Regions from separate parts of the Mus musculus genome. Here regions 1, 3, 4 and 5 are each linked to region 2. The links are chromatin loops, found by intact Hi-C in ENCODE. Cell type or tissue: heart. All regions are shown on one strand.

Region 1 (5,000 bases), 86 kb before region 2:
GATGGCGCACACTTTTAATCCAGCACCTGGAAGGCAGAGGCAGGTGGATCTCTGTAAGTTCCAGGCTAGCCTGGTCTACAGAGCTAGTTCCAGGACAACAAAGGATATACAAAGAAACCCTATCTGGAAAAACAAAAAATTAATTTCAATTTTTTTTCCTACATAACTCTAATTTGTGTCAAGTTGACATAAAAACTAACCAGTACTCAGAATAACCAAATTTTATGTGAACCTGGCTGGAAAATAAGCTATCTTTAATACTTGGTGATGATGCCAGTGGCTTCAAATTCATCCTCTCCCTCGTTCTCCTTTCCTTTTTTTTGTGATGCCAGGCTAGAACACAACCTCATACATAATTGGGAAAGACCTTTCCCAACACTGCTGTGTAATAGTTTCCTCTGAGATTGAAACATTCCATCCAGCAGGGAAACCTTTACGCAGAAAGGTAAACAACTCAAAATAGCTTCAGGAAATCCCCAAAACTAACTAGAATCACGTTGTCCCTCCCAGTCAGAGTCAACAATAAAAGCTGAGAGTCCCTCACAGCTTGAAACTGAGCTGCAAAGATGACTCAGAAGAGAAAGGTTTCAAAGCCGAGTTTTGAGACCAGAGCAGCTGCCCAGAAGAAGCAGATACCAGGCCAATTGCTTGGAAGAGGTAAACCTCTTTATAACTGAGGCTCCTCGAAAGGACACTTTCCAACCTGTTGAGCTGCCTGCAGGCTGTGTATTGTGTTCAAGGTTCTCAGCTTTGTGAACTATCACCCAGGTTGGGGTGGAATTTGCTGTTGCGACCATCTTTGGGTCATTTCTGCTCCTGTAAGTAACCCCTTGCCCATATCCCTGTAAATAACCCTAATAATGCACATTACTTCACTAAAGTAGACTTTGGTGGTATCTGTACCTTTGGTCTGTTCTGAGTTCCCTAGCTGGGATGAGTAGATAGATGTGTGATGCATCTTCCAGGAAAGGTTTTTTTTTTTGGGGGGGGGGTTGTTTTTGTTTTTCGAGACAGGGTTTCTCTGTATAGTCTTGGCTGTCCTGGAACTCACTTTGTAGACCAGGCTGGTCTCCAACTCAAAAATCTGCCTGTCTCTGCCTCCCAAGTGCTGGGATTAAAGGCGTGTGCCACCACACCTGGCTTCCCAGGAAACATTTTGTCACACAACAATGACTGAGTCACATCCTTAGCAGTGTCATTCCAGGGACCAGAATCTACTACTTAAAGATGAAAATAAAACAGTAGATAGCCTTCTGAATTTGCAAATTCCCTTCACAGTAGAAAAAAAAATCCAGAATGTATAAAAACCCAAAATTCTAATGCTTAGGTAATGTGTTAGTGCAAGCCAAACAGTAGAAAGGTTTTTTTTTAATTTAGCCAGTGTAGTTAAGTAAGCATCCCCAGTGTACCACCTTCTCAAGATTTTAATCTCCTGAGCCTGAACCACACTTCTCCGTAGCAACTCCTTACTGGCCTCAGGTGTCTGTTTTGGCAACAGATCTGGTGTTCTGGGTGTGCCCCTGACTCACTCAACCCTTCTCCCTTGAGAATCTCTAAGTAGGCTACAGTGGCGTTACCACCCAAGAGGCGCTGCTCCAAACACAAGGATAGTTGCACCGCCCCTTCCCCGTAGGGAGCCGCCCACAACGTCTCCGCAGGAGCCTAGCACCAGATGTGGTATCCCCTACGGCCCAACGAAAGATAAAGAGCTGCAGAGCCAGCGAGAGGACAGAGGGTGAAGCGCATTAAGGAGAAATGTCTGGAGTTATGAAACTCTAGGAACTGAGAGGGAGCCGAGGAACGCCGCTTCGCAGTGCTCCGAAGGGAGGCCGAGGCGCCAGGGCACACACAGCAAGACCATCGGGAGCCTTGAGGTCAAGGGCCTCTTGGCCGAAGAGAAACAGCGGATTGGTTTGGCAGAGGCTGAGGGGGGGCCGAGTCGCGACTCGGAGGGCGGGAATGCGGCACAGCCCCTGCCCATCCACGGTGCGGGTACCTTGGCTAGCAGAGTCCATGTTCAGGCGGCAGCTGGGTGTAGCTGGCGTCGGTGCTGGGATCGCAGGTCCTACAGGAGCCCAGCCCCGAGGACTGCAAGCTGGCAGCTTCGTACACACGAGCCAGTGGAACTGTAGGGCCGCAGTCGCTTACGTAATCAGCGACGCGCCGCCTTCCTTCCGCTCGGGTTCGTACTCCGCCTTCTTCCCGCCCTCGGTGAAGTAGTGTCCAATAAGAACGTCTTCTGGCCCCACCTAAGACAAATCTTTCAATTTGATAGGTCAGACTGCAGCGAAGCAGGAAGCAATGCTTCTAGTCTGGTTCCACAGTAAGATTCTAGGGTGAAAAAGGGCAGAACAGCTGAAGCTCGAGGCATGGGTGGTTCGGATTGTGTTGCAGTTCGCCGACTTCCCACCTTTAACCTCGGCTGCCCACAAGACTTCTGACTTTGCACCTCGACAGGTCAAACTCAGGCCTATGTACTCCCCAGTCCCCTGTCAACCTCTCCCCACCCCCTGTAAATTCTTTTGGTTTTTGAGTCAGGTTGCTTGCAGCAAAGGACGACCTTGAATTTACTGTGATCTTCCTGCGTCCACCTACCTAGAGCTAGAATTACAGGAGCAAACCATCACAGCTGATTTATACCGTATTGGGGATCGAGAATTCAGAGCTTAATGCATACTGGGCAAACATTGTACCAATTAACTTGCTTTTGCAACCTCTTTATGGAGACTTTTTATTGTCTAGGGAGTGCACTAAAAGTGTAGAGAGCGCGATTCGTCTTCTTGCCCTGCAGGTGCCGCTGTCTCCAGCTGGATTCCCACACTAGTAGGCCAGCTGTTTGGGGGCTGCTGGGCGGCTTGTATTCTGGTACTGGAAGAGTTCACACAGCACTGAACACCTCAGGGACCTGTTGGACCCTCCAAATAACTGAAGCCCAGCCCAGTGTAAGCACTCCGGTATTTTCTCACTTTCTTTTCACAGCATCAGGTGAGCCAGCACTGGCGCCCCCTCCCAGTTTACAGATGAGCAAACTGAGGCTAAAGTAAATTTCCAAAGATCACTCCAGAGCTTTGAGGTTCTTTTTTTTTTTTTTGATTTATTTATTTATTATATGTAAGTACACTGTAGCTGTCTTCAGACACGCCAGAAGAGGGCGTCAGATCTCGTGATCAGATGGTTGTGAGCCACCATGTGGTTGCTGGGATTTGAACTCCTGACCTTCGGAAGAGCAGTCGGGTGCTCTTACCCACTGAGCCATCTCACCAGCCCCGAGCTTTGAGGTTCTTATGGTTTTAGTGTGTCAACACTGACAGGAGAACAAGAGTGCCCCCCCGCCCCATTCCAAATGAGGAAGTCGTGACCATTGGGCAACTCTCTGCTAAAAGCAAGCCTTCCAATTTCTTTTGGCCCTTAATATTTTTCAGAAGAAAAAAAATCCTTAAAACAATATTCCCCCTCTTTCAGAATTGTCCCACCTACAAGATTGAATTTTCAGGGCTGGTTAGATGGCTCAGTAGTTAAGAGCATTGACCACTCTTCCTGAGTCCAATTCCCAGCAATCACTTGGTGGCTTACAACCATCTGTAATGGGATCTGATGCCCTCTTTTGGAGTGTCTGAAGACAGCTACAGTGTACTCATATACATAAAAAAGGTTGAATTTCCCTCTCCAGCTAGGCCCCAGTGAGTACTAGTTCCTAGATGCTTCCCACTACCTGTTCCTTCTCTGGCTCTTCTCCCTGCACGTGTCTTCTTGCACAGGACTAGGTGCTTCATTGAATGTGACAGTATCCTGTTCAAGGCTGTCCACTAATATATCTTCTCCATTTACCATTTTGCTTAACCCAGCCTGGTCAGCCCCTGCCCACAGGGCTGGAAACCACAAGAGCATTAGTCCCTTCTTCATGTAGTGAGTGACCACAGTACAGACAGTGGAAAGCTGAACATCTGACATTCATTTTGCATTCTTGAGCCATGAACAAGACCCAGACCTAGCTTAGGTCTGGCCCAAGATGACACCCAGTAACAAGTGGGTAACATTAACATCTGGTAACGATTCAGGATCTCTAGGACTCACGCCACTCTGTGCCCTGTTAATATAGGTCTGCAGTCCCTCTGTAAATCTCCCCTCCATAGAATACAGAAATGAGAAGGGGGTACCGCACAGCAGCATCTGCTGAGACCTGCTAGCAATGAGACCCTGTAGTGCCAGGAGTCTCCTTTCACTGGGAACTACTTGAATCTTTCGTTAGTGTTCTCTTCTCAGGAGCTACCCTGTAGCCCAAGCCAATGTGAAAGGCACTTTCCTGTGACTCCACAGCCTCCCTTGATCAAATACCACACATTACCATAAATTGGATCAGGTTCATCTTTACATTGCTTTTAAGAATTAGGCACAGACATTCAGATGTTTGCAAGGAAGAGAAAGGATGGAAGCAGGAAAGAACAGAAAGAAAGTGAAGGAAGATATACTGCCTACTCTCCCAGACACCAAGATCCCCAGCACGGCCAGCTTTTCTGTATAGATGTAAGGAGAGGAACAGTTGGGGGGAGCTAGAACGTGTACAGATGCCCAAATGCATGAGTCACAGTAACAGTGGCTATAGTCTCCAGGGCAATTGGAAGTCCTCAGGCTCCAGTGGACTGCAGTGAGTTGCCTCCAGGTTCTTAAGGTGCCTGCGTGCCAAGAACAGTGCAAGCTGCCGGCGCCGCCGGGCACTCAGACCTTGGCCCACGAACCAAGGAAAGGAAAGTCCGTGTGGCCCCCAGGCCTCGGCATCGTCCAGCTCCTTCTGGCATCTCTCACGATAAGAACGAAGTGTTGCTAAGCACCACTCATCATCAACGCGGTAGCGTGCATATAATGCAGTTTCTTGAGCCAAGTTGCTGGCACGTAGCCAGCGGGTTACCACGGTGCGGCCCTCGCGAGCCATCACAGAGGGATATCTGTGCTGTAGAAGGCGCAACAGCAGCTCATTGCCACGGTTACCTTCCACATCCCCC
Region 2 (5,000 bases):
TGCTATTAAGCATTTCTTTTTGGATGTCAGCCGTGGTCTAGGAGGCCGTGAACACACAGAAGCATTAATATTTTCTTTGTTTCTAATGTTTTCTTTCTATTCTGTGCATCTGGGGAAAGGGTCTGGGGGTCATTAGCACTTGTCTTCCAGGGGACTTCTCACTGTGGCCTCAGGGCTGTCTTCTTATTAGGACAGGAGCCTTCAGCAGAAGGGTGGGCTTCAGTAACAGGCTGGGCTCAGGTCACACGTGACATTTTCCCTCTCTTTACTTTCTCACATAAAGGAAAACAGATTTCCTTGTTGGTCACTACAGCTGTTCTAGCCAGAGTGCCTTAGGGCAGTTCACTTTTGAGAAACTGCCAACCTTTCACAGCATGATTCATGTTCTCAGTTATGCCGAGACTCCAGGTTCTCTGTCTCCTCAGTGTCTCCTTGCTGTTTTCTGTTGGTTTGGTAGATGCTGTTCTCACAAGTGTGAAATCATTTTTCTCACAGTGCTGGGGATTGAACTCAGGGCCTTGAGTATGCTAGGCAAGCACTTGCCACAGTCATGCCTGACTTTTTATCTAAGGGCTAGGGATTCAAACTCAGAGCTGCATGCTTTAATGGGAGGTGTTCTTAACCCATTGGGCCATCGCCCCAGACCCTTTCTACAGTTTTGATTTGCGTTTCTCTGATGGCAAAGATGTTTGAGTGTCATTTTGAGAGATTATTGGCCCTCTGTGTCTTTAGATAACTGCCTAGTCAGATCTGCTAGTTGTTTTTATTTACCTTTATTATTGAATTATAAGATATTTTAAAGTCTTGATATATGTCTTATAGCTGTATAACTTTGGGATGGAATGTGGTGCAACGGTGGAGTGCTTTTCTAGTATTAATAGGAATTAGATTCAGTTTCCAGCATCATGTAAACTAGGCGTGGTGGCCAATGCCTGCAGTGCCGGGACTTAGGAGGTGAAGGGAGGAGGATCAGGAGTTCAAGGTCATCCTTGGCTGCAAAGTTAGAGGCTAACACAGCACACCAGAGATCCTGTCTCACATATGTACAGGTAACTATGTGAGCTGCACATCTTCTTTCCAGTCTGTGGGTTGTCATCGAAGCATATCGGCTTCTATTTATTTATCTTGTATTTTGTTTTATTTTTGAGATAGAGCCTCATATATCCTAGGCTGGTCTCAAACTCACCATGTAGTTATGAATGACCTTGAACTCTCTGGTCCTCCTGCCTCTTCCTCCTAAGTGTTTGAAACTACAGGCATATGCCATCATACCTGGCACAAGGTTTTTAATTGTGATAAAGCCCAATTTTTATGTTTTATTGCTAGTGCTTCTGGTGTCTGACAACCCATCGTCAAACCTGAGGTTTTTTTCTTCTAAGAGTTTTATAGTTTTAGCTCTAATGGTTATTGGTACATGTTGAATGCCCCCTATTTGAGAAGAAGAGATCCTGTAGCCACAGAGCTGGGCCTGGGCTCAGGTCTTTGTCCCCCCTGCCCCCACTGGGAGTCGTAGCCCTTCTACCTTGGTTGTGAGTGAAGCTCCCACTGGACTGTACATTTTTCTGTGCTGTGTGGCGTGTTATAGATCTGGGCAGGTGGGATCAGTAGCACAGTATACAAGGCTTCATGTTGCTCCGGGCAAGTGCACAGTCCATAGGGTTGGATTGGACTGACGGTTTATTGCCCTTATTCTCCTGTCTTCATTCCCCAAATGACCTGTGTGTACCTCCCTGTTCCTAGATGTAGACCTGACGGTCACTGAGGCCAGCAGCTTGGACAGCCGAGGCGAGAGAGCAGAGCTCTATGCTCACATCGATGAGGGCCTACTAGGAGGAGAAACCAGCTACTTGGGCCCACCCCTCACCCCAGAGAAGGAAGAAGCACTACACCAGGCTACTGCAGTGGCCAATCTTCGTGCTGCACTCATGAGTAAGAACAGTCTGCTGTCACTCAAGGCTGACGTGCTCGGTGATGATGGCTCACTTCTGTTCGAGTACCTGCCCAAAGGTGCCCACTCACTGTCTCGTAAGTGCAAGTTCTGGTGTGTCACTGTGTCTTCCTTTGGTTTAAGCACCTCAGTTCAGCCCTTCAGACCCTGGAGTCACTGAGGATGAGGCTTGTAGCTAACCTGTCTGTCAGGCAGATTGCTGCGGGTTGCAGCCACCTTCCAACTCAAGGTCTTTCAGAAAGTAGATTGGCTTTGAGTCTTCTGGGACCAGCATACTTGCTTAACAGAACAAGAAGGGTGTTAGTATGTGTTACTGGGCAGCGAGAGGGATCAGTGAGCATTTGTTGGAATGTTTTGTGCTCAAATTTGAAGCATCTAAACCTAAAATCCACCAAGCTTACAAATTCACACAATTAGTAAACTTAAAACCACAAGTTCCTTTTGAGCCAGTGGCAGGTCTGGTGCGAGATAGTCCTTTGTGTCCAAGGGACAAGCACTGGCTCCCTCTACTGGTCCCTGTGCCCAGCCTTTGTGCTGGGATTTGTTTTGTGTGGGAGACATGCAGAGAGCCACTGACCCAGGGGTGTGGACCTTGCTTTGTTCTTGCTAGAAAGTGCTGGTCACATGTGCGTTTTTAAAAAGGAGTTGAATGCTACATTTAAGACCTTAGTGTGTCTAGCTGAAATACAGACCACAGACTGACTATGCTGCAGCTGAAGAGCAGCTGCTATTTAGCAGCTGGCTCCCCCCAGTTGCCTTTTCCTGTGAGACAGGAGGCATTAGCATCTGCAGAGCTCATAACCATAAGACAGGCTGCTCCCCTTGTCACAGTACATGCTGACTATAGCAGCCAATTATGTGATGCTGGGAGAGTAGTATGACTACCCTGGGTACCGATCTAGCCCCAGAACTTCCTGTTTGTCTGGTACTCAGCATGAGTGAGAAAATGACTTGGTACTTTTCTCTCTGTGGGGGAGGAAGAGACACACCCCACACTGGGGAACATGAGGGGTATGCTATTCCAGGAAGCCTAAGTACATATATAATGGTGACTGGTCATCCTCCGGACCGCTGAATTACAGGACCGTTTCCAGCCACCTTTGATGCTGGTTCTTTGGAGCATGTTTACAGTTTTGTTCCCATGTGCACTAACATATGATTGGGCTTTTGTATCGGTTTGAGGAATTATGCAGATTACTTATGGCAAATAAAGACCAAAGGTGGAAAATGATGTCTGCTCTCTTTATTTCCAAGTTCCCTATCAAGTGACCATGAAGGCCAGCTGGGATTAGGCATACTTTCAGAAAACACTTTTAGGCCTTGCTTTCCATGTCTGAGAAGCAGGGGCGGGGCCAGTTCATAGCTGTTATGATGTATTAAACAAATAGCACGGGAGAGTGTTGAACATGTCTTGGACAAGTCAATGTGGGTGATGTCTCAAGAACAAACTGTATCTATGGGTAGAGATTGTTGGATCCCTCAAGGTCCCAGAGTATTGGTACAGCTCATGGGGTGGTTACAGGGGATTTGGAGCCCCTGGAATTCACATGAACGGAGGATTTCTGAAATTCAGCACCTTTTGTGGGTAATGTGGAACAGTAGAGGTGAGGCGGGATTAATCTCACTCTTCCTACATACTCATGGGACATGTGTGTCCAACGTACCGTAAACTCCCCGCTCAGGAGAGCCTGTGGTAAAAACTCCACTTTTGTTCCTTGGTTCCCTGGTTCCCCAGATACTGTTTGTCCTTGAGAATAATTTTGGAATGCAGGTTTTCTATCATTTCTGTATCCGGTAGCTTCACTTTGGCATGAGCTCTGTTCAAAAGAAATTTTAGCCTGTTTTTGCTGGGGACCTGCAGTAAACAGAGTCAGAGGGCGTGGCCAGCCCTAAGAGCCGACTTCACTTTCTGTTTCAGGATCTTTGCTGTCTCTAGGTCTGACGTCAGAAAACCCTTCCTGTCCTGCTGTCTGAGTGACCCTGGTCTAGGCCCTCCTTGCTTTAAGAAATGCTATAGCCAGCCGGGCGGTGGTGGCGCATGCCTTTAATCCCAGCACTTGAGAGGCAGAGGCAGGCAGATTTCTGAGTTTGAGTCCAGCCTGGTTTACAAAGTGAGTTCCAGGACAGCCAGGGCTACACAGAGAAACCCTGTCTCGAAAAGACAAAAAAAAAAAAAAAAAAAAGTGCTATAGCCAAGCCAGGGTAGTAGATGGCTGGGATGGGGCTATAAATGTGTATTTTCTTTCTTAAATCTCTCTTCTGGAATGAGGTACTTCTCAGTTTGTATTTCATAAGGCTTAGAGGTGGTACAGGGCAGCAAGGTGTCCTTGTGACCTTCTTTGAGGCTTAGCATATGAACCCAGTACTTCTGCAGATTGCCAAGGTTTTTCTTGATCTGTCCTTAACAGGTGGAATCAGCTTTTGGGTTTGATATTTTGTTATTTCAATGATGTTTTAAATTCCTTGTTTTTAATATCCTAAATATGTTTTCATATACATTTGTCCTTTTATTTTCTATGTATAGGGCAGAAGTTGACAGAATCTTTCTGGGTAGAGGTAATCACCTGCACTCCCAGCATCGAGGAGGCTGAGGCAGGAGGATAGTGAGTTTGAGTTAACCTAGGCTATATACTGAGATCCTGTTCTTTCTTAAAGTGGCAGGATTTGGGGTTTGAGCCTTGACTATGTGTGGTACAGGAAACACACCTGCTGGGCTGGTAGATGCTAAAGAGCAAGTAGGTTATTTTAAACATTATCTTCTAACCCTAAGTGAATTCTGCCTCCTTCTGTGCTACATTAGAATGAAACGCGGAAATATCCAGAAATAAATTCTTGTTTCCCAAAATGTGTGGTTTGTCTCACTGTAGCAAGAAACCACCATGCAGTGGTGTACAAGGCAGTGCCCCATGTCCCCTTCTATCAGCCAAGTGCACAGGTGTGGCCCGCCTGCCTGCCTACCTGCCCGCCCGCCGTGCTCCACGCACCTGGGTAGGACAGAAGCAAGGACTGTCAGTAGAATATGATCGAGGTCCATGTGTCTACGAAGTCATCT
Region 3 (5,000 bases), 170 kb before region 2:
TGGTTATCGCCCTTTGGGGTGCCTCCCTGGGGCCACAGCCATGTGAAGCAGAGGCTGGCCAGAAGGAGCCTAGCTCAGGAGTAGTACTTAGGAGAGACTGCAAATGTCTGCTATGCTAGGTGGGCCTATAAGCCAAGTTCTGTGGAAGGCCTCTTTTTCCCTTTTATTTTATCTGCCCTTGGGATCTAGTGGCAGTCAGTCATTTGATATAGAAATGGAAGGATAGTGAAAGATGGGGTCTCAGCCAGTGTAGCAACTCTAGGCTGGGCCTCACCCCTTTCTTTAAGGGGCCCTGAGGCTAACAGGGTCTGCAGGTTGGACAAGGCCAGGAAGAGACATCTGGCCTCCTTCCTGGTTCTACCTTCTAACCCTATCCCCATCTCCCAACCCTGCTGTGAGCCACACCAGGAGAAGGCTGGAGGGGGTTGGAACGAGCTTTTTATAGTGTTGGTAGGGGTGGACTGAGGTCTCTGCTTCTGATCCTGGATGATGTGAATTTTGATATTTGCCTCTGTGTGTCTCCTGGATGTTGTTGATGCCAGTCTTGTTGCTGTGACAAGTAGCAACCTTTTTTTTTTCTTTTTTTTTTTTTTAATTCTGGGTTTTTTTTATACAAAACTCAACAATCTTAATGTCATGGTGCTAAGGGTTTCCTGGTGCCGAAGGTATTGCTGTGGTACTGACTAGCACCTGCCCCCAGCCTCAGCAGGGAGCGTTTCCAAGAAGGCCAGCTCCAGGGAGATTTGGGGTGAGGTCCTTGTACACATGTATTTAGAAAGGCTCTGACTCTGGGCAAGGTAACCATGGCCTGGTGTGTTGTAGGTGTTGAATGGACTCTCCAATTCCTACACACTTTGATGTGGTCAGAGGTGGCTACAGAGGTGGGTATGATCCAGTGTCAAAGGGTAGGCTGGGGCTTTGGAGTGGTTGTGTGCAACTGTGGAAGGGAAGGGGGCCAAAGTGCACTTTTCACAACACCTCTGTGGGGTGTGACCATCCACCCTAGCCTCTCAGGTACTTGGCACTTGTAGGGAGAAGTAGGACCTGGGTTTGCTGGGGGCTGAGTTTTCCAGGACGAACCAGAAAGCCCATATACAGCCTTGCTATGGGACTGTTCTGGGTAACTTGATGTTAGCACTTTAACTCAGTCTTTGAGGTCAGTTTTGGGGCAGCTGTCAAAAGCTGCAGTTGGATAGGTACCAGCCTGTGGTGACTGGTAAGTAGTGGCAAACTAGACTGTAAAGCTCTTCCATGGTGGCAGGGCTCATCGGTCTGCCCACCTCCCTACTATGGCCCAAAGGTAACCACCAGCCTACACAGATCCTCAGTAAGAGGGACCATCATGGCAGAGCTACAGAAGGTGGGTGGGCATAGACTTAGAGGGCCAAACCAACCCTGGGTCCTTGGCAAAATGCAAAAGTCAGGGTCTCTACAGATCTACCTCTGGCTCAGCGCTTGCCCTGCCCTAAAAAAACAGAAGTGCCAAGGGCAGACATTTCATGCAGAACCAGGGTGCACTTTATGTTCCTGCACAGGCAGATGATGGTGCCTCCTGGAGGCTTTGGGATCTTCCTGTCCCTATGGTGGTTCTGAAGGGAGAGCTGTTCCCCTGTTGGGTGAAACCCAGGTCCCTTGCCCTGGAGACCTGGTTTCCCAGGTCACCCCACATACCTGACTGCAGCGCCTCCTAAACTTTGGGTTCCTTGGTTTGGTTATAATGCAGTTCTCATTACACAAGTGCATTTCTGGCTATCACTTGTAACCATAGATATACATGCATATATATTCTATCTACAAAGTGTTTTATTTGCAAGATGTTTTGAGGTGAGCTTTGGTCCTGCCCGCCTTGTGGTCATCTGTCCTCATCCTCATCCCCTGGCCCGGAGTGGTGCGGTGGTGGGCCATCAACTATGTATTAAAGTCACTGTATCAAATAAATGTTTATTGATTTTTTTTTTCCAGGGATTTTGTGTGGCTGAGTTTGTGTTGAGGCAAAGGTCATTCTCGGGGCTTGCCGCACGGCCTTGTGGGGATTGTAGTCCGCAGCGTGCCTGCCTCCCGGTGCGCCTCCCCGGCCTCCGCCAGGTTCGGGACGCCATGGCTGCGCCGCCGGCCTCAATGAGCGCCGCCCCTTCGCCCCTGCAGTCTGCTGTGGCCCCAGACGTGCCTGGCCGCCAGGCCGAGCAGAATGAAACGGCGTGCGAGGACCGGTAGGCGCGGGCCTGAATAAGGCAGGGGCCGCGCTTGTCTCTTGGGAGGGGTCGGAGCACGGCTTGCATCTCTTCCTAGAGCCGGGACGGCTCCCGGCATCTCCATAGATGGGCAGCTTGATCTCTACAGCCTTGTGGATCCTGGACAGGTTTCGGCGGCTCTCCAGCGCCCTGGGGCCTCCTGGGCTATGTGTCAGCCACCCCCTGCCAGGGAGAGGGAGGTGGCAGACGACCTGGAGGGCCCCAGCGGACGGAAGGCGGAACTGGCCCAAGCTCCAGCTTTTGGAGGCACTGAGAATGGAAACCTGTTTGACATCTTTAGCGTGGGTCTCTGTTCCTAGTGGGTGCGCACTTGGCTCTGGGCCCCCAGCTGGGCGGTAGGCGTGTTCGACCTTCTGAGTTCGTCGAAATTGAGCGCAAAGTTGCACCTGGCGGCCAGTGGTGCTTGTGAATGTAAGATGGGGTGGTGATTGCCACCTGTCCGAGAGTTTGGGGGCCTTTGAGACTTTCGAGGCTTTCAGGAGAATGGAAGGGGAGATAAGGGTCCTTGTAGGAAGTAGGAGACTTAAGGGTCCTTGTCTTCACTCGGCCTGATCATCACTTGTAGCAACTCTAGGTCGTGGCCGCCAGGGGGCAGTGACCATGCTTGGAAACTGCTCGTGACACCTCTTCCGGTCTGTATGAGTCAGTTGAAGGCCAAATGTCTTCCGGCTTTGCATGCCACAGTGCACCGCCTGAGAAGCTGTAACCCCGGACGCCTTTAGAAAGTGAGGTGCTGGCAGTGGATGAGGTGAATCCCAGCTAGTTCACACACTCCAGGCATTCTGACCAGGAGTCAGACTTTGTGAGGCCGTGGCCAAATTCCTCCTCCGAAGGTTCCTGGGGATACACCTTGAGAAGATACAAACTGCCCTGGTGCCTCAGGCACTGGCAGCAGTAGGGGAGGGAGTCGCTGGTAGACTAAAGCCCAGCTTGAGGTTTCTCCTATTGCCTTTCCCAGCACCTGGCTCCCTATCTGCCTGCCCCTGAGGCCTTTTCCTTGGAGTTGTCTGACCTTAGCCAGCACCGCCATTGGCTTTCATGTCGATATGCAAAGTGGAGATGGATTTGGGATTAGAGAGTGGAGAGAAGTTAATAGGTACTCACCCAGAGCCTTGGGGGGGGGGGGGGGAGGCAGGTTGGCAAGTGAGGCCATGAAAGCCTTTAATCCCCCAGTCCTATGTCTACCTTGTAAAAATGGCTTTGATGACTCTGAACCGCCTTCTGCCTCTTGCAGGAATTCCACAGTAGCACCGGGATGGGTTGCTTGACTAGATTTAACCATAGCAGAGGGATCTTGAGACCTTTCTTTGGTGGTCCAAGTGATGAGCCTTCCTCTCTTCAGTCTCTGCTGTAGGCCTTTCATTCTGGTTTCTAAGATATGGGGGATGCAAATTACAGGGCAGCTCTAACTTCCATGGAGTTTCCTTATCCATGAGGCACCGGCTTAGGTCCTCAGTAGCCTCTCTCTGTTTCTCTGTATAAGGATACATACAGGTCTGCAGCAACTCCCTGGTGAGTGGCTTTGAGCCATAGATGACAGCGCTGTTACCTAAGGGATAGCCAGGGGAAAATGAAAACTGAGCAGCAGCTTCCAGCACCACCTACCTCAGACAGCCCTGAGGCCTAAAATGGAGCCCTGAAAGAAGAAAACCTCAAAGATGGAAGTTAAGGAGTGTAGTAGCCAGGTAGCCTGGTGTATCTTAGGTAAAGATGAAGTTCTGGGGTCAGGGTGTGGTATTTTGGAGCCAAGTCTAGTGAATCAATAGGTGGGACAGGTCTATTCTGTAAGCAGTAACAAATCTGGAATTAAGTAAAGCCTTCCCTTTCTAAGACCAGCACGATGTTAGCTTCCCACAGACCTGTGGCCTTTTTGCTACCCACTGATCCTGACCTGCTGGGGTACCCAAGGAACATGTCAGGATCCTCTGTTGTGCTTAGCCAGCCAAACTTAGAGAACTGATTCCCTAGGACTCCTTAACTCTGCACCCCTGCCCAGAACAATATTAGCCTCCCAGAGCAATCCTAGGGCATATCCAGCCAACCATATCTAAGGGTAGAGTCAGAGGGACAGACAAACTATAAACACATACATGCACATGCAAACAGAGATTGGCTCTTCCTGCTCCTGGTGTCTGGGGATGTAGACATACCCACAAGTTACCTAGGTAGTGAGAAGAGCTGCCTCCGAGGCGGCTCCCAGAGTGGCTCCTTTTCAGATGCATGAAGTCCACTTGGAAGCTTCCTTCTCTGAGCCCTGCCAGACTTAGTGCTGTAGGCCAGCCAGGTAGGATGAGGTTGCAATGAGGCCAGCCCACCCCTTGACGAGAACCCCAAAGCCAGCAAAACCTCTCTGATTAGATCTTAAGTCAATAAAGGGATTTCAGCTGAGGCTGGGACCGGATCTTCCCTTTCCATGCTGTGGGCAGGGAGGTTGCTGTGTCCCCTGCTGACTGATGAGGCCAAGGTGGCCATCGGGCTTACTGGAGCCTGTGTGAGGTGGGGTGGAACAGTTATTCTTGGATGTGCTAGGGTAGAATTTCAGATTTGTTTATCCTTGTAGGAGGCACCTTGGGGCCAGGGGAGGGGCACCCAGCTCAGCACTGACATTCAGATCGCCTGGCCTGGTGGGGCCTCAGATTTCCTTGTCGTGCTGTGTATGCATTGGGAGGCAGAACTGTGTTTCTTCCAGAAAATTTGGGGAGAGGTACTAGTGGTTCCCAGCAAGTCCAGGTCAATGTGCAAGCAGCT
Region 4 (5,000 bases), 73 kb before region 2:
TCTACAAGCCTGTATCCATACAAACCCTGCCCCACTCCTTCTCTCTTTTGAAAGGATTTCATATATCCAAGATTGGTCCAGATCTTGCTATGTAGCTGAAGATAACCTTGAACAATTGATAACCCTGCTTCTACCTCCCAAGTGCTGGGATTATAGCTTATAGATCCATACCTTCATACTGTTTATGCATTGAGGAGCAAACTCTGGTCAGGAAGCAAGCATTCCACCACCCGAGTCATACCTACAGCCTCTTATTTTGTTATTTCTGTGTACAGGAATAAATCTGACACACACTATAGCTTGCTTTTCTTGACAGTGTGTTATGGGCTTCACTGCTGCAGCAGCAAGCTACTGTCTTGGGTGTCCTGCTAATGTGTCAGGTGTCCCCAACCAACTTCTAGAGCTTTCCCCTCTGCAAAAATGGCTGCAACGTGCACAAGCAAATTGTTTTCCAAGGACCCTTGCTTTCAGATGCCATGTGATTTGTTTAAACCCTTTTGCAAAAGTCCTTTTCAACCAGTGAGTCTTTCCTACTCTGGAAGAGATCTTGTATCTGGAAGCTCTACACCACCTAGGGCAGCTCTGAGCTTTTACTGTGTATCTATCCTGTGTGTATAGATTTCCTGACCACTGTTACGACCACTGACTAGAACAGCAGCAAAAGCCATTCTGCTCTGTCAGTCAGAAACCCATTGGGAATCCTTCCCCTGTAAAGGACCTGGGTACCTTCCTGGTGATCAGATAGAAACTATGGTCTGGACTTAAAGCCATGATCCCTGGGTCTTGAATAAAGCTGTGCTGAGGGTGGATAAAAGGTGGGTCACTGCCTTTTTTTATTTTTTTTCTTTTGCACTTTTTTGGTTTGTTTTCAGTGATTGATTGATTGTGTGTGTGTGTGTGTGTGTGTGTGTGTGTTGGGGGGCAGGTTAAAAGACAATTTGTAGGAGTCAGTTCTCTCTTCTACCACATGGATTCTAGGAATTAAACTCGGGTTTAAAGCGAGCACCTTTATCTGCTGAGCAATGTCGCCAGCCTGGCTAAACTGACTTAGCTATTTGGCCACTGGGGACCTAAAAACCAATAACAGAGGCTGGAAAACAATTTAGCTAAGATGATTCCAAAAAGAGACTTGCAAGGGGACTCAACTCGGTGAGGGGTGCCTAGATCCCCACAATGCAAAGCCTATTCTCATTTTTCCTGGCTTCTTGAAAGGAACCATGAGAAAACTGGAGGGTACTGAAGCTTTTATAAGTTGCTACAGAAGGGGTAGTCCATGCCAACCCCATGGAGAACTGAGGCATGACCTGAGGATCCTGCTCAGCGCCCTGTCACCTTCCTCTCACTATGCCTGCCGCGCTAGAGAGCTCCAATGCTAGAAAGTGGGGACTTGGCAGGGGGATTGAAGTCAACCTGCTCTGTAGTCATTCCTTGACCCAGAAACTCACTGAAAAGTAAGACAGCTATGCTTCAGGGTGATCTCTCAGAACGAAGTCTGGTCTGAAGCTGAACCCACTCTGTACCCAGGTAGGGTGGGCAGAGGCAGAGTGTTTCCTGGCTCAAATGCAGGCCTTGTGCTCTCCTACCTTGGACTTGCACCTCGAACCTCCCTGAGTGGTAGACTGAAAGCTGGCTTCTGCTGATAAGTGAGCATTCAGGACTGTGAGCTCAAGGGTGACCCCAGTCTGGGGAGTATATGGCCTTATAGCCATCTGAGCATGGGGGTTCGGGGAAGGAGAAAGCCAGCTCAAAGCCAAGTGTCTGTTGAAATGAAGACAGGCCTTGGTTAGGCAGAGCCATCATAGACCTACATTTGTGTCCTACATGATAGAGAAAAGACTATGACCAGGGCCTCTATCACCCTCTGGCACATTGTTGGGGGAGGGGGCTCACATATCCAGCTTGCTTTGAGCTGATCTAGGTTATGGCCCTCGCGGCTTCTTCTAAGTCACTTGCACAGATTAAAAATGGCAACTGTCCCGGAGCTGATCCCAGGGGACCCTGAAACCTGTCCCATCCCCCAGGCACTCTCTGTTCTCAGCATTATCCCCAGTCTAGGACAGCTGCTCCAGGGCTACAGCTCCCTCCACCCCATCCACCCAGACACCCAGGTGAGGTCAAGCTCACCATACCTGGATGGTAAAGGCCAGAATCCCAGGGCAAACCCAGACAGACAGGCCTTCTACTTAGTTTCCTCTCTTCCTCTCCTCTATGGAACCTACCTATCGTGGGTAGGAAAATAGAGAAAGAACAGACAGAAGGGACAAAGGAGAGGGAAGGAAATTGGCCTGGAGGGTAACCCCACCCTGGTTCCTGTGGCTTCTGTATCTGGGACTTCAGGGTTGAGCCACCCACACGTACACACATCAGAGGAGGCACCTGGTCCAACACAGGATTTGTGGACCAAGAAAATGTTTGGGTCTTTACCCTGAACCCACGAAGGGCAGGCAGTGAGGCAGAGAGGGTAAAAGACAGAGGAGAAGCTCTGATGTTTACCACCCCAGGCACAAACCACAAGGTTGTCTAATTTCACCACTTTGAAACTGTTCTGAGCTGGGTCAAAACAGGGTGCATGTGCCTGTCCGGATTCTCCAGCTGCCCATAAGGCCTCAAGAAACCTTTGAAGTGCTAGAATGAGCATACAGGAAGTGAGTGGCATCCCATCTCTCTGTGTCAAACCCCTTACACTTCCCAGGTGTATCTGGGAAGGAGGACTAAGGGAAAAGGGAGCTTGCCTGCCATCCCTGGCCTAATCCCACCTCCAGTTTATTTTTCTCAGGTTCCAGTAGGGGCAGCAGTAGGTCAAAATAGTAGTCCCTCTCTCTCAACTGAAAATAGCAGGTCTCGGCCTTAGGAAACCCCCGGAGTGGGAGGTAGAAAGGAAGAAGAGCAAAGGAAGGGAGGCTTCTCAGGAAATGCCTGGGTGCTCTGACTGCGCTAGCAGAGACTCTTGGTCATTGGCTCAGCCCTTGGAAAGTCCCAGGCAGGGCCTTGTGGACCTGGGTGGGGACAGTGCCAGCCAGGCAGCAGGAGTTTCTCACACAGGCGTCAGATGCCAGGGTGGGCTTCCTCTTCTGCCTAACTGGGTTTCTGCCATGGACGTCGTCAGGGCAAATGAAGGTAGCTCTTTATTGTGATGATCCCCCCCCCCGTGCCCCTCCCCACCTTATTACTGCCCTCTTTACTTCCACTTTCACTGTCTGGAGAACAGTTTATTCAGCTGATATTTTAATTATTGAGACAGGTTTCATGAAGCCCAGGTCTTATCTCAAACTTGATATGTTGCCAAATAAGACCTTGAACTACTAATCTTTCTGCTCTATTTCCTCAGTGAGATTACAGGTATGTACTACTGCACCTGGATACCAGCAGATAAAGGCCCAAGGGAGGGTTTGACCCAAAACAAGACTACATAGAACAGGAACTGAGACGGCCTATAGGAATTAATCTTCAGGGAATGGACCTGGAGAGCCCCAAGGTTGAGGGAAGTTGGGTATTTTGGAGGTATGAGAACAAGGCCAGTGGGTTGTAGAGACCTAGGATGGAGGTAGAAAGATAGGCAAGACTTGCAGACCAGGGCACAGAGCTTGAAAGGAAGCTGCCACTAAAGGTACCCGACTTTCCAGACTTTGTTGTATTTCTTTCTCTCTCTTTTTTAAAGGTAGGGCTTGACCACCCTTTCACCTTCTCCTTCTCCTCCTCCTCCTCCTCCTCCTCCTCCTCCTCCTCCTCCTCCTCCTCCTTCTCCTTCTCCTTCTCCTTCTCCTTTTCCTCCTCCTCCTTCTCCTCCTCCTCCTCCTCCTCTTCTTCTCCTCTTCTTTTTAAGAATTATTTATTTTATGTATATGAATACACTGTAGCTTGTCTCTAGACACACCAGAAGAAGGCATCAGATCCCATTACAGATGGTTGTGAGCCACTGCGTGGTTGCTGGGAATTGAACTCAGGACCTCTGGAAGAGCAGTCAGTGCTCACAATCATTGAGCCATCTTCCCAGCTGCCGTTGTATTTCAAAAAGGTAATGGACCTTCTTTTCTCTGTGCGAACTGGTCTGATTTAACTAACCTTAGGTTTAAAATATTTGGAAGAAGAATGAATTCATAACTGAGAATACAATTTCTTTTTTTATTAGATATTTTCTTTTTTACATTTCAAATGTTATCCCCTTTCCTGGTTTCCCCTCCAAAACCCCCCTATCCCCCCCTCCCCCTGCTCACCAACCCACCCACTCCTGCTTCCTGGCCCTGGCATTCCCCTACACTGGGGCATAGAACCTTCAAAGGACCAAGGGCCTCTCCTCACACTGATTTCCAACAAGGCCATCCTCTGCTACATATGCTGCTGGAGTCGTGGGTCCCTTCATGTGTACTCTTTGGTTGGTGGTTTAGTCCCTGGGAGCTCTGGAGGTACTGGTTGGTTCATATTGTTGTTCCTCCTATGGGGCTGCAAACCCCTTCAGTTCCTTGGGTCCTTCCTCTAGCTCCTCCATTGAATGCTGAAAGGTTAAGAGGCTATTCTTATAGAAGTTTTGCAATTTTATGAGGTCCCATTTGTCAATTTTAGATCTTAGAGCATAAGCTATTGGTGTTCTATTCAGGAAATTTCCCCCTGTGCCCATGTGTTCCAGGCTCCTCCCTACTTTCTTTTCTATTAGTTTCAGAGTATCTGGTTTTATGTGAAGGTCCTTGATTCATTTGGACTTGAGCTTTGTACAAGGAGATTAGAATGGATTGATTTGCATCCTTCTACATGCTAACCACCAGTTGAACCAGCACCATTTGTTGAAAATACTGTTTTTTCCCTCCACTGGATGGTTTTAGCTCCTTTGTCAAAGATCAAGTGACCATAGGTGCATGGGTTCATTTCTAGGTCTTCAATTCTATTCCATTGATCTCCCTGCCTGTCACTGTACCAATACCATGCAGTTTTTTATCATTATTGCTCTGTAGTACAGCTTGAGGTCAGGGATGGTAATTCCGGCAGAAGTTCTTTTATTGTTGAGG
Region 5 (5,000 bases), 160 kb before region 2:
TTCTTGAGAAGTTTGAAAGCTGAGACTAGGATGATGTGATCTGCCCAGGCTTCTTTTCAGGCAGTTTTCTTTCAGAAATTGCCTCTGTTAAACATATGTCTCGTTCTCTTAGCACTTTTGCATCAGGGTGTACCTCAGACAAACAGCAGGTAATAGGAAGATGACACAGAGCATTGAACTTCAGTAGAAGTTGCTCATTCTCAGATTTGAAGACTATGGCCAGAAATGGCACCCCTTTAGGGATACAGACCCACTGAAATGTCAGCATGGTTCTGAGTGCCCACTAGCATGAGTGGTAGGCTGTAAGTGTGCACAGGTACAGATCTGATTTTACCTTCTTGGGTTAAATTTCCCTCTTACACCCTCTGTTGGTTTCATGTCATGATCTTAAACCACTACCACATGCACATGTATATGTGCACATACACACATTGCCAAGACAGAAGGGGTCATACTGAGAAGAAGTAAATTCTTCATAGGATTCCAGCCTTCCTTATTGCCTTTTTTTTTTTTTTTTTTCCAGACAGTGTTTCTCTGTGTAGCCCTGGCTGTCCTGGAACTCACTCTGTAGACCAGGCTGGCCTTGAACTCAGAAATCTGCCTACCTCTGCCTCCCAAGTACTGGGATTAAAGGCATGCGCCACCACTGCCTGGCCCCTTATTGCTTTCTATCTTACATTGCTTGACAGGGTATCAAGCCAGAGAGTCCCCCAAAACATACATCTTTCTACTGGCATGTGGCCAGTATACTGCACTTTCACCTCCTGGGGCAACCAGGGGTAGGGCAGCGGTGGCTGGACTACCTAAGGAGTGTGCTGTGCTGGGGAGAGAGGCACAGTCCTTAGATCCTCCTTTTTCTTGAATAATGAGGCCCTACCCACCACAGTCCACATGGGTAGGATTGTGGCTCTGAGATCATGCATATCCTCCTGTGTCCTCCTGCCATCTTGCCATTAATTGCTGTCCCTTGTTCTTGCTGTGTGAACAGCCTGAGATCTTGTGCCCCAGTTAACCCTATGGAACAGGTAAAGGCAGGTTTCTTGGACACACTCTCCCCAGTTGAGCCTATATTGTGCCTGTCCCACTTTGGTCTGACCAGAGAGGTTGAAAACTGTTGACTGAGGCTAAGCACATTCCTCTTTACAGCAGCAATGCAGGGACCTTGGACAGACTTCTCCCACCAGTGGGTACTGGGCGCTCACCCCGGAAGCGCACCACCAGCCAGTGCAAGTCAGAACCACCCCTGCTTCGCACAAGCAAACGTACCATCTACACAGCTGGGCGGCCACCATGGTACAATGAACATGGTACACAGTCCAAGGAGGCCTTTGCTATTGGTGAGAGTGGTATGGGAAGGCACCTTGGGGATCTGTCTGCATGGCCAGCCCAGCTGCAACAGTTTGCAAGGTACCCTTTCACTCCACAGGCTTAGGAGGTGGCAGTGCATCTGGGAAGACCACTGTGGCCAGAATGATCATTGAGGCACTAGATGTGCCCTGGGTGGTCCTGTTGTCCATGGACTCCTTCTATAAGGTGAGGCCCTGCTCATCTACCCCCAGAGCATCTTCTCTCTGTGACTGCTTTGCCTCTACAAATGTAGGCCTGTGGTCAGCAGCAGGCTTCATCATGCCCCTCCACCCCCAGGTTCTGACGCAGCAGCAGCAGGAACAGGCTGCCTGTAACAATTTCAACTTTGACCACCCTGATGCCTTTGACTTCGATCTCATCATTTCCACCCTTAAGAAGCTAAAACAGGGCAGGAGTGTCCAAGTGCCCATCTATGATTTCACTACCCATAGCCGGAAAAAGGACTGGGTAGGCCCATGGTGTGGGGGCCTACCTATGGGAGAGGTTGCAGGGGTCTGAGCTGGACATTAAAACTCTCTGGGTTCCTTTTCAGAAAACCCTGTATGGTGCGAATGTCATCATCTTTGAGGGTATCATGGCCTTTGCTGATAAGACACTGCTGGAGGTGAGAGCTTGCCGGGAGCACCCACTCCACAGGCATCCCCATAAATACTCTCTTAGTAATACGCCGCCCCATCCTCACAGCCTCTATGATTTGAGATTTCTCCCTATTGGGCAGTTCTGGATGCGCCCCACCTGGTGTATCCTAGGCATTTACAGCCGTTCTTTGCCATTAGCTGACTACTACAGTGGGTGTGGCGTCTGCGGACAGTGGTTTCCTCTCCTACCTTCGGGGAGGGAGCTGTACTTCTGTCTCCCTTGCTCTTGATATTTTTCCTTGCTAAAGAACAAACAAGGACTTAAAGCCAGTGAGTTTAAGGGACTTTGCTGCAAGACCTCCAGGATATACTTGAATGTGACTCTGGCCAAGAGGACTCTTACCATCTCCATGTGGCAGCTCCAGTCTCTAGTTGGCTCCTCAGGACCACCTATCCCATGCTGACTGCAGGAGGCCATACCCAGAGCTCACAAAGCCCCACTCCCCCAGTGTTCATGGGAGATATAACAAGTGAAGTCATACGTACATCACACTGCCAAGTACCATCCCTGCCTGACTTGTCAGTTGTGCCCCTGACTAGTAGTAGTCCATAACTACACATGCATCCCAATGAACACTTCCTAGAATGCATCCTACATGCACTGACAATTAAACCAATGGATGCCTTGTGGGGGAGCTAGCCCCAAGGATCATGGCCCATAGCCCATGAGCTGACCATGTTGCCACTTTGGCTGTATCGATCCTGGCTTCTGTCTGATAGTGCCCCTGGTGCCTGCCTCAGTCCTGTGCACTGGCTTCTCGTCCCACATCCAGCTCCTGGACATGAAGATCTTTGTGGACACGGACTCTGATATCCGACTGGTTCGGCGTCTGCGCAGGGACATCAGCGAACGAGGCCGGGACATTGAGGGTGTCATTAAGCAGTACAACAAGTTTGTCAAACCTGCATTTGATCAGTATATCCAGCCTACCATGCGGCTGGCAGATATTGTGGTGCCCAGAGGTAAGCCTGCCAGCCCTTGTTTTCCTGCCAGTGGGGCAGAAGGGCCTCCAGGCTTCTGAGTTATCTTTTCCCCCTCCAGGGAGCGGGAACACAGTAGCCATTGACCTGATTGTGCAGCATGTTCACAGCCAGCTGGAAGAGGTTAGTTAGCCAGGTAGCACTCAAAGTCCCTGTCTGTTGTCTCCCAATAGAAGCTTGCTTACCCTACCCCCACACGTTCTCTGTCCGCTGCAGGTACTGGCACTCAAGTGTCCTGAGCCTGCTCCCTAAGCTTATTATCTGGCCCAGCCCTCTGCAATAGGCAAGGGGACTCGGCCATGCTTGGAAGGCTACACTCCTGTCCCTCCCGACCCCATGGTAGTAACAAGGGTGACCCACTATCCATTGGTCTAGGATTATGGGTTTCAGCACTGAGTCCTATGTCTTCTCTTTCCGAGTGGGTCACTGTACAAGGGACATTTTCACACTATAGGTCCCACATTATATGGTTTATGGCTGGGTTCTGGGGTCACTACTACTACAGGCCCAGACTCACAGGTCCCAGGTCACCTGACCCCCCACGTTTGAGGTCCTTAGAAGCTTGCCTCCTCTTGCAGTTTGCAGACCCTGAGCCATCTCCACATGGGGCTGAGGAGTGTCCATCACTGGGGGTGGGGGTAGCCTGGCTGCTTGGCTTGGTCACTGATACGTCACCCATTCCCTTATGTCTCCCTGTGTTGCTGCCACAGCGCGAACTCAGCGTCAGGTAAGACTCCACAACAGTCTGCACAGATGGAGGCATTTCCAACATCTACATAGAGCTCCGGGCCAGCGGTCACCTAGCCAAGCAGGCAGGCAGTCTTTACCAACACCCGGGGTAGAGTAGCTCAGGCCTGCTGCTGCTCCCCTTGGTGGCAAATACGAACTCCAAGGTACAAAGACATTAAAGAATTTCCCAGGCTTATGCATTACTTGTGCTAGCCAGATGTTCATGGAGGGTCCTTCCCCATACAGCCTATCTTGGGCTCCAGCCACAGAGAGCACAGCAGTCCTCCTGGGCCAGCACCAGCATGCATGTTCCTAGGCAGGGACCACATTGATATGTTCCTACAATCATAAGGCCTGTGTCCGCATCTAGGCTGCTGTATCTTAAGCTGAACCATCCCATGGGTCATAGGCTCAGTTGACTCTGAGAGGTGGGGAGTGAAGGTTTGGCTCTGCCTTCTCCACCCTGCCTACCCAGGCCCTGCCCTGTCCTAGCTTAGTCTTCAACCGACAGCACACCTCAGGCAGAAGTAATGCTGGCAATGCGGCAGAAAGAAGAAGGGATAGACTGAGCTGTACCACTATCTTGCTGATCAAGGTCTGGGCAGGAGCTATAGGCAGCACCAAGTTCCTACCCTTCTCCCAGGCTTTCCTCAGAGTTTGGAAGATCTATTGGAGCCACTGTGGAAGCCCTCACAATTCTACTGGATAACCCAGGAGTTCTGAGCCAGTGTTGAAAATGCCTCCAGGGTCATCTTCATAGCCCTGCTTCCTGTCCTTGCATGAGTCTCCACTTGACCTCACCAAGATCAGGGTACCACAGACCTGTGCCAGGGCTCTTTTAAAGCCTCAATTCTGAGAAAATTTTCTAGACATGGCCAGCTCCACTTTCCATTTTCTGGCCAGCCAAGGAAGTGGTGACTAGTGAGTGGCCCACCTCAGTCTCCTTCAACTCCAGGAAGCTACTGGTGAGCAGGAGGGAAAAGCAGCTGGGTGTGGGTAGTGCTCCACCCTCAGGCGCCAAGGCTGTCAGTGCCAAGACTGCTTCCAGCCTCCTGCCTCAAGTCTTTAGCCAGTTGGTAGCCACAGGGCACCTTCTGTAGGGACTTGGCTGCTCTCCCCACTAAGTGTTTTTCTCTCTGTTCTTTTCCACTTTGTAAACCTGTTTCCTGCCTTGTCCCCTCCCTGAACACGCTCTTCACCTGGCGAACAGAGGAAGCTGCGTTGGGATATGTGAGCAGAGCAAGCTATGGTTGTGCTGCACGGTGTGCTGCCCTGCACCCTGCA

The links. A loop is a pair of places that touch in the nucleus more often than their neighbours do. Peaks named below come from ENCODE experiments on the same cell type or tissue, not always from the same donor. Only the 100,000 strongest peaks of a DNase experiment are listed, where the experiment ranks them.
Region 1: a loop joins it to region 2, with 7 times the contacts of the local background. A loop is called at or near these places in 28 of 42 quality-filtered maps.
Region 3: it touches region 2 in a loop (2.5-fold over the local background); 6 of 42 quality-filtered maps call a loop at or near these places.
Region 4: a loop joins it to region 2, with 3 times the contacts of the local background. A loop is called at or near these places in 28 of 42 quality-filtered maps.
Region 5: a loop joins it to region 2, with 2.6 times the contacts of the local background. A loop is called at or near these places in 10 of 42 quality-filtered maps.

What each region holds. Positions count from the first base shown.
Region 1 is chr2:181,494,329-181,499,328 of GRCm38, reverse strand. Abhd16b (abhydrolase domain containing 16B) reads right to left here. Exons shown (of 1, transcript NM_183181.2): 1 at 4,349-5,000. The coding sequence ends at 4,598. Tpd52l2 (tumor protein D52-like 2) reads right to left here and starts at 2,187. Exons shown (of 9, transcript NM_001373959.1): 1 at 1,997-2,187. The coding sequence starts at 2,015. In heart, a CTCF peak has its summit at 2,786; DNase peaks (open chromatin) are centred at 1,618, 2,178 and 2,868; H3K4me3 peaks cover 2,026 bases; H3K27ac peaks cover 1,722 bases.
Region 2 is chr2:181,408,721-181,413,720 of GRCm38, reverse strand. Zbtb46 (zinc finger and BTB domain containing 46) reads left to right here. Exons shown (of 4, transcript NM_027656.2): 2 at 1,741-2,025. Among named protein-coding and RNA genes, the nearest start is that of Zbtb46, 13 kb to the left of the region's middle. In heart, a CTCF peak has its summit at 2,463 (motif pointing left); a DNase peak (open chromatin) is centred at 2,470.
Region 3 is chr2:181,579,066-181,584,065 of GRCm38, reverse strand. Uckl1 (uridine-cytidine kinase 1-like 1) reads left to right here and starts at 2,093. Exons shown (of 15, transcript NM_026765.3): 1 at 2,093-2,210. The coding sequence starts at 2,098. It overlaps Zfp512b (zinc finger protein 512B), which reads left to right. Exons shown (of 17, transcript NM_001164597.1): 17 at 1-1,963. It overlaps Uckl1os (uridine-cytidine kinase 1-like 1, opposite strand), which reads right to left. Exons shown (of 3, transcript NR_027289.1): 2 at 3,438-3,623. In heart, CTCF peaks have their summits at 2,599 and 2,815 (motif pointing right); DNase peaks (open chromatin) are centred at 1,465, 2,295, 2,905, 4,855 and 1 weaker place; H3K4me3 peaks cover 2,451 bases; H3K27ac peaks cover 2,648 bases.
Region 4 is chr2:181,481,656-181,486,655 of GRCm38, reverse strand. It overlaps a transcript of Zbtb46 not described here. Among named protein-coding and RNA genes, the nearest start is that of Abhd16b, 9.0 kb to the left of the region's middle. In heart, a CTCF peak has its summit at 2,790; DNase peaks (open chromatin) are centred at 2,035 and 2,925; H3K4me3 peaks cover 327 bases; H3K27ac peaks cover 1,728 bases.
Region 5 is chr2:181,571,184-181,576,183 of GRCm38, reverse strand. It overlaps Uckl1 (uridine-cytidine kinase 1-like 1), which reads left to right. Exons shown (of 15, transcript NM_026765.3): 2 at 1,147-1,337; 3 at 1,427-1,533; 4 at 1,645-1,815; 5 at 1,901-1,972; 6 at 2,780-2,969; 7 at 3,049-3,110; 8 at 3,698-3,714. Among named protein-coding and RNA genes, the nearest start is that of Uckl1os, 4.8 kb to the left of the region's middle. In heart, no CTCF peak of the experiment used is centred here; a DNase peak (open chromatin) is centred at 3,043.